Regions from separate parts of the Mus musculus genome. Here region 1 is linked to region 2. Evidence: chromatin contacts called from ENCODE Hi-C or POLR2A ChIA-PET data. All regions are on one chromosome and are shown on one strand. Each heading gives the region's core, a stretch centred on a gene start or an enhancer-like site at or near the end of the contact. The rest is flanking DNA. Distances are from core to core; before and after follow the strand shown.

Region 1 (3,287 bases), core at 440-2,939, 36 kb before region 2:
CACTCACTAATCCACTATCCACTCCTCTTCATCAATCAATCCATCTTCTCTTTCCTCTTTCGACCTGCCCTCTCATCTACCCACTCACCCATCTATCCATCCATCTACCCGCATGTCCTCCCACTTAGCCACCCACAAATTCATCCATTCACCCACCAAAACATTCAACAAATCCCCTCCCATGCTTTCATTCACACACACACACACACACACACACACACGCAACCAATCAACTCTGACCTTGACAATACAACTCCTTCCCTCATCTCGTGGAGAAAGTAATGTTCGAACCCAGGACAAACAACTATGAAGGTGAGGTGTGCATGGAGACAAAGAACCAGGAACCCCAAGGGGTCTCTTAGGCTTATCTTAGGCTGAATTTTCCCACCCCCAAAGGCTGGCTGATGCTTAACACCCCTGCCCAAACTCACAATCTATTATAAAGATCCAGAATCTGCAGCTATGAAACTTCCAGAAAGCAGGAGCCACCAGCACAAGCTGGCCTCTCTCCCCAGGCAAAGAGCAATGCTGTAGACCAAGAAGGCCCTACAGACTCCCCTAGACCAGCAGCTGAGCACCCCACCCCACACCCCCAAGGCTTCCTTCAGGCCTCTGCACTAGAGCTGGGAGGAGCCTTCTGTGCCTCAGGGAGACAGAGTGGAGGAGGGGTAGGGCATCTCTGTACTCCATTCCCCCAAGAGGCCAGAAAACACTGCCATGCACAGCCAACCCAAGTCTGCTCTCAGGAATGATTTAAAAACACACACAAGGTCTGACCTGTTTCTAGCCTGCATATCCTGCTTGGGAATCTGTAAGGCTCACTCAGGGAAGCCCACCGCCCCTCAGTGTGTCCTCTGAAGTTCCTGGGAAAGGGCTCCCAACGAGTCTCAATAGCATAGCCTGTGGGGCCTGTGGGAGAGACAGAGAGGGGGAGGACAGACAAGACAAGGTTGATGGAACTGTTGACAGGAAGAAGTAAGGATGAGGGGGAGAAGAAGGGGGGTCCTTGCTCAGAGCACTTCCGGCAGCTAGAGAAAGAGGGGTCTCTGTTGGAGAGGAAGGAAATCAGTCAATACTTTAGGTCAGTGGTTCTCCACCTTCCTGATGCTGTGACCCTTCAATACAGTCCCTCATGATGTGGTGAGCCCCCCGACCATAAAGCTATTTCATTGCTACTTCTGTAACATAACTGTAATTTTGCTACTGCTATGAATCATAATGTAAGTATCTGATATGCAGAATATCTGATATGTGACCCCCAAGGGAGTCATGACCCACAAGTGGAGAACCCCTGCTTTAGATAAACTCCAGGTTCCTTTCCTAGAGGCAAGTACGTTATTACATGGTTCTCCCAGGCTCTCTACCCTTCCTACTAAGTTGGTACCATCTAAGGATAGGGGTAGCTCTGGAGTGGTGTGGGAAAGACAGAAACCTCAGATCTTCCCTGGGTACAGGCCACCTTCTGACTTGAGTACTGGGAAGTGACCATGACCAGAAGACACCTGTTGGGACAGGAAGCCATGGTGGAACTGAGGCTAGACAAAGCAGCTAGAGAAAGAGCTTCAGGGAGGACCACTAAGCCCTGGTACTGGGCACAGATAGAAAGCCACTCCTCTCCAGGTTCCAGCCAAGCTCGGCCTCTGGGTTTCAGACCCACGCTGTGGCTGCTGTCTCACTAGGAGCAGGAGCTGGCCCTATCCTAGGGTTGCTGGGCTGCCAGGCTGTCAGGCTGCAGAACCGCCTCTATTTTTAGCCTGGCCTGCTTGTTTTATTTATTTGTGTTTTTGGCTCCTGTGCAAGAGATCTCTGAAGCTTTGCTCTGCCAGAGTGAGGCTTCACTCACACTCTCCCATGCAGGAGACCACACACTCCAGCACACACATGTGCATACACACACACACACACACACACACACACACACACACACGGACCAACATGCATAGATGCCCTCCTGTCTTCTTCCCCCTCCCCAGTCCCCAAGACCCTGCTGCTCCCCCCCACTGCCCTTCTTTACATAAAACACCCCTACTCCTGGTCTGATTTTGAAAATTAAAATGTTACAATGACCTAAAGTCCAAGGAAACCCGAGTGAATCCTCATATAAAGCCAGAAGTGGTTTCTGAAAGCACAGAATCCCTTGTTGTTGCCACCTGGGAGAGAGTGGTGGATGACATCTGTCTCATAGTGAGGTTACTGTGTGTCCCCACCACCTGGTAAGAGGAGCCCTTTGTGAGACATGGTTCCCTGGCCTGATTTTTTTGCCGCCACAATGTTGTGGTCCATGAAGAAGCCATGGGGATGCCAGGAAGCCAGACAGCCATGTCTGTACTTCCCCAAACCTTCAGTTTGCCTGTCCCAGCTGTGGGCTTTCAAAATGGGTGTCCCATCCTAGGCTGAACATCTTCTGTTAGCAGAGAGTGATTGACTAACATGGATTGGGGCCCCTGCCAGTTAGGTCTGTGTCTGGCCCCAGAGGGGTGTTGTGTGTGCATGCAGGGTGTATGTGTGTGGTGTGTGTATGTGTATGTGTGTGGTGTCTGTGTGTGTGTGACTTTTTCTTTTTTTGTTGTTGTTTTGAAACAGGCCTTTGCTGTGTGCATTCTATCCAGGCTGGTCTTGAACTCACAGTGATCCTCCTGCCTCAGTCTTCTGAATCCTGAAATTCCAGCCTGTGACACCATACATAGCTTCTGTTTGATTGAGACAGCATTACTCTGTAGCAAAGCTGAACAGGAGCTCTCAATCCTCCTTCCTCAGCCTCCCAAGTGCTATGGTTACTGAACAATAACAGCAAGCCTGGACTTACTTAGTTTTTTCCAATCCATCCATCCATCCACCCATCTTTACTTCCTTCCTCCTTTCCTTCTTCCCTTTCTCCTTGTCTCTTTATCTGTTCTTTTTTTCTGGTGCTGAGGTAGGCGCCTGGATTCCCTGCATTTGAGAGCACTCATCTGCCATGGATCCATCCCTTTTGAAGCTCCCTTTGGTCACTTTCTCCTAAGAAGAAGAAGAAGAAGAAGAAGAAGAAGAAGAAGAAGAAGAAGAAGAAGAAGAAGAAGAAGAAGAAACAAAAACAAGCAAAAATAAGTGGTCACCAAAGCCCAGCCCCTCCTCTGGCTGCTGTGCCCCCTCCATCACCCACCAGCCCTCCTCTGACACTATGTTAACCTGTGTGAGGTATGTGGGGTGTGTGTGTGTGTGTGTGTGTGTGTGTGTGTGTGTGTGTGTGTGTGTGTAGAGAGAGAGAGAGAGAGTGTGTGTGTAGTGTGTGTGTGTGTGTGTGGAGA
Region 2 (3,298 bases), core at 210-2,709:
TTCCCTCGCAGTGAGGCTGTGTGTAGAAGCAAACCCTTTAGGAGATAATTAAAGCCAGTACAAGAAGTCTTGAGCACAGGGCTCTGTCTTCGTTACAATTCATGGTCAAACTTGACAGCATCTAGAATCACCTAGGGTGCCAACCTCTGCGCATGTCTGTGAGGGAGGAGTCTTCTAGATTGGCTTAGCTGAGGTAAGAAGACCGTCCCTGGATGTGGGTGGCACCGTTCTATGGGCTGTGGACTTGAGCTGAATAACAAGGAGAACATGAGCTGAGTGCCTAGACTCATCTCTGCTTCCTGCTCACAGATGCTACCTGGCCCCTGCCTCAGACTCCACACCACGCCAGGACTGCACTCTCAAACCATGCACCACAGTAAATCCTTGCTCCATTAGGTTGTCTTGTCATTTCAACAGGAAAAGTAGCCCAAGCTGGTCCTCAGAATGGAGCTCGAGGAGACAACAGACAGCTCCCTCCTCCCTCTTCCCTCCTCCCTCTCAGTGACTGTGGTTTCAGCCCCTAGCCTGTAGTATGTGATCAGGCAACCAATCAGATTAAAACCTACACCTCCTATGCTTTTAGAGCTAATTAACACAGATGTGGAAATGAGAATGACCCACCAGCCACAAAGGAAGACTCCCATGAAGATCGTATAAACTAGAACCCGCTCTGCAGAAGCCTGCAGGATAAGCATTTCCTGCTGCCCTCCTGCCCACAGCTTGCTTCGGGCTTCACTGTGGGTTCACGTGGGCCAGAAGCTGCCAGCACAGCCCCTGTGTGCACAGCCCAAGATGCATGCCTTTGGCCTATGAGGGAGAGAGACAGAGAATGTAAAGATGAATCTTGTTAACTTGACAGAATTGAGAACTGGATACAATCCTCCTGGGCTGGGGTCTTGGACTAAACAAAAAGGAGGAACAGAGCCTGGCACCAGTATCCATCTCTCTCTCTGCTTCCTGACTGAGGATGTCATGTGACCAGCATCCATCTCTCTGCTTCCTGACTGAGGATGTCATGTGACCAGCATCTCTCTCTCTCTCTCTCTTTCTCTCTCTCTCTCTCTCTCTCTCTCCTCTCTCTCTCTGTCTCTGTCTCTCTCTGCTTCCTGACAGAGGATGCCATGTGACCAGCTGTCTCCCACTCTGGCTTTCACACCATCCCCACAATGACCTTGAACTGTGAACCAAACAACCCTTTCCTTCCTTAGACTCCTTTTGTTGCTGGATCTTATCAGGAACAGGAAAATTATTTAATACAGAAAAATTCACTTCTCAGGCTCGGCCAGTCTGGGCTATGCAAGTCTAATAAAGAGGCACAAAGATTCCAAACTCCCCAGGCTCTAGGAGGACGCCCCACCAGGGATCTCCTGGAAGCTCCGCCCACTCTACACGCTGCAGGAACACCTCGGACCTCAGAAAGGACGGGCTTGCAGGAGTCTGCCCCGCCCATCACACACCCATTAGAAGTAGAGCTATGAGGCTAGTTGAGCTGGCCCGCTGATTGGTTATATGGTCTTGTGCTTCCTTTTAACTTCTCTGGGCTTCCACTTCTCCCTCGGCAAAACACACAAGACCACGCCTTGCAGCTGCACCGCGCAGATGCCTTCCGAGCTGTCCTAAAAGCTGGGATCTCTCCGGCAGTGCAGGGTGAGTATTTGGTTAGGAGGCTGCTTTCTTTATCCCTTTTATGAGAAAAAGGACAGACCAGCACCAGTTCCACCTTCCAAGTCGGAAGCTTGGGCATGTGCTAGTCAGACCATTTACCCGTTATCACCCAGCAAAGATGTGATAGCTCTGGAGTCTTCTCCAGGAACCTGCTTCAGATCCCGTATCTCAGACACTGTTTCCTAGTGCCAGCCTTGCTAGTCAGCAGAGAGAGAGAGAGAGAGAGAGAGAGAGAGAGAGAGAGAGAGAGAGAGACCTGACCAGGGTGGCTGCTGTCTTGATATCATAGCTCATCATTTTGTGTTCAACTTCACAGGACTGCAGACTAGCTCCCAGATACTTTGTAACAAATGACACCAAGACAGTGAGCTTAAAACAAAACAGTGAGGTTCAGGGGTCCAAGCCTCTGGCCAGGTCCTCCACTTGTGCTCTCATGAAGCTGCCATCCTAGTCTGAACTGCTAATCGTCTGAAAGAAAGATCCATCTTCAACTCAGCCAGTTGGTGTCTGTCAGTTCCTTGTGGGCTGTCAGGCTCGCACTATGTGGGCTGTTGGACCTGTTTCTTTGCTGACGATCAGATGGAGACCACACTCTACTTCTGGCTAAATAGCCCCCTCTATCAGCAACTCAGAGCTTATCCAGCTGCTTTGCCAAAGCCAGCATGGGGTGGAGGGCGGGGGGTGGGTATCATGGTCATTTGGTCAGGCACAGTCCCACCTTCAGACACAAAGGTGGCAGGAGTCATGGAGAACAATCTGGTGGCCACCATGTGACACGATAGTCACACAAGCATGTCCTCAATTTCCAGATTCAGGAAGAATGTCAAGAACAGGTGAAGGACCCACCCAGGCTCAGTTCAGTGGGAAAACGTTCTCAACAGCTTTGATGTCCCTGAGCTACATGCAGGTGGCGTTGGTACCTGGCTGGCTGCGGCAGATCCAGAGCAGAAACCACATCGGTGGGAGCCAGGAGACTGAAGAGCTTCCCTTCCTACTGCAGTCCTGTTACCTGGGGTTGGCCGGTCTGCATAGTGTGGAGTCAGCACCAGCTGAGGATGTACACATCGGTTGACATTGGCCAGTGCTGCTGCTTCTGCCTCTACCCAAGTGGTCATTGTTGGGAGGGAGGTCGTTGGGCTCCAGAGGGCAGGTCGAATGTTGAAACTACCTGAAGTTCAGACCAGCTCCCAAACTGAGCCTTCGGAAGAAAGGCCTTTTGTTAGGGGAGCCTCTGGAGTGGGAAGAGAGGGCAGTCTCCCTCCCCGAATAGGAAGTCTGCTGGTGGTGATATCTAATGAAGACTTTTATGATAGAAATGTAATTGTTAAAAAAAAATTTTTTTTTTACATCGGTCTCAGAGCTTTCAATCCAAGAGCTCGATCATTCCCTCATTCATGCCCTAAATAAGCCCTAATTAATCTCGAGGCTGGAAGAAAGGAGGCTAGATTGCAGCTTTCTCTGTAAGGACACACTTCATATTTTGGGGGAGTTTGAAGAGGCTCTCAAGCACTTCCCTCAGTGGTATTTTATCAGCGGCTCAGAGCGGCTTCATTAGGCTGCTGAAGTTGCTAATTGCATTACCATATTTTTAAGCCTCATAGGTGCGGGCCAGGCTTGACATCTTCCAATGTGC

What was found. Hi-C counts contacts between places; a loop is a spot of excess contacts on that map. ChIA-PET counts read pairs that join two places held with the same protein, here RNA polymerase II (POLR2A).
Region 1: a map of T-helper 1 cell shows a loop between it and region 2 (2.0-fold over the local background). The contact joins the enhancer-like site here to the promoter of 2900041M22Rik in region 2. A Hi-C loop is called at or near these places in 1 of 37 maps with a recorded cell type or tissue (T-helper 1 cell). POLR2A ChIA-PET finds 5 or more read pairs at or near these places in 3 of 5 experiments (Patski and embryonic stem cell).

The regions. Positions count from the first base shown.
Region 1 is chr11:117,573,271-117,576,557 of GRCm38, forward strand. No RefSeq gene overlaps it. Among named protein-coding and RNA genes, the nearest start is that of Gm51933, 6.3 kb to the left of the region's middle. Within about 2 kb of position 1,690, at least 2 of the 3 ENCODE cell types and tissues checked have a DNase peak (open chromatin) inside an H3K27ac peak, as active enhancers do.
Region 2 is chr11:117,609,788-117,613,085 of GRCm38, forward strand. 2900041M22Rik (RIKEN cDNA 2900041M22 gene) reads left to right here and starts at 1,460. Exons shown (of 2, transcript NR_015489.2): 1 at 1,460-1,647; 2 at 2,475-3,298. Gm35170 (a long non-coding RNA gene) reads right to left here. Exons shown (of 4, transcript XR_003949818.1): 4 at 2,036-2,863.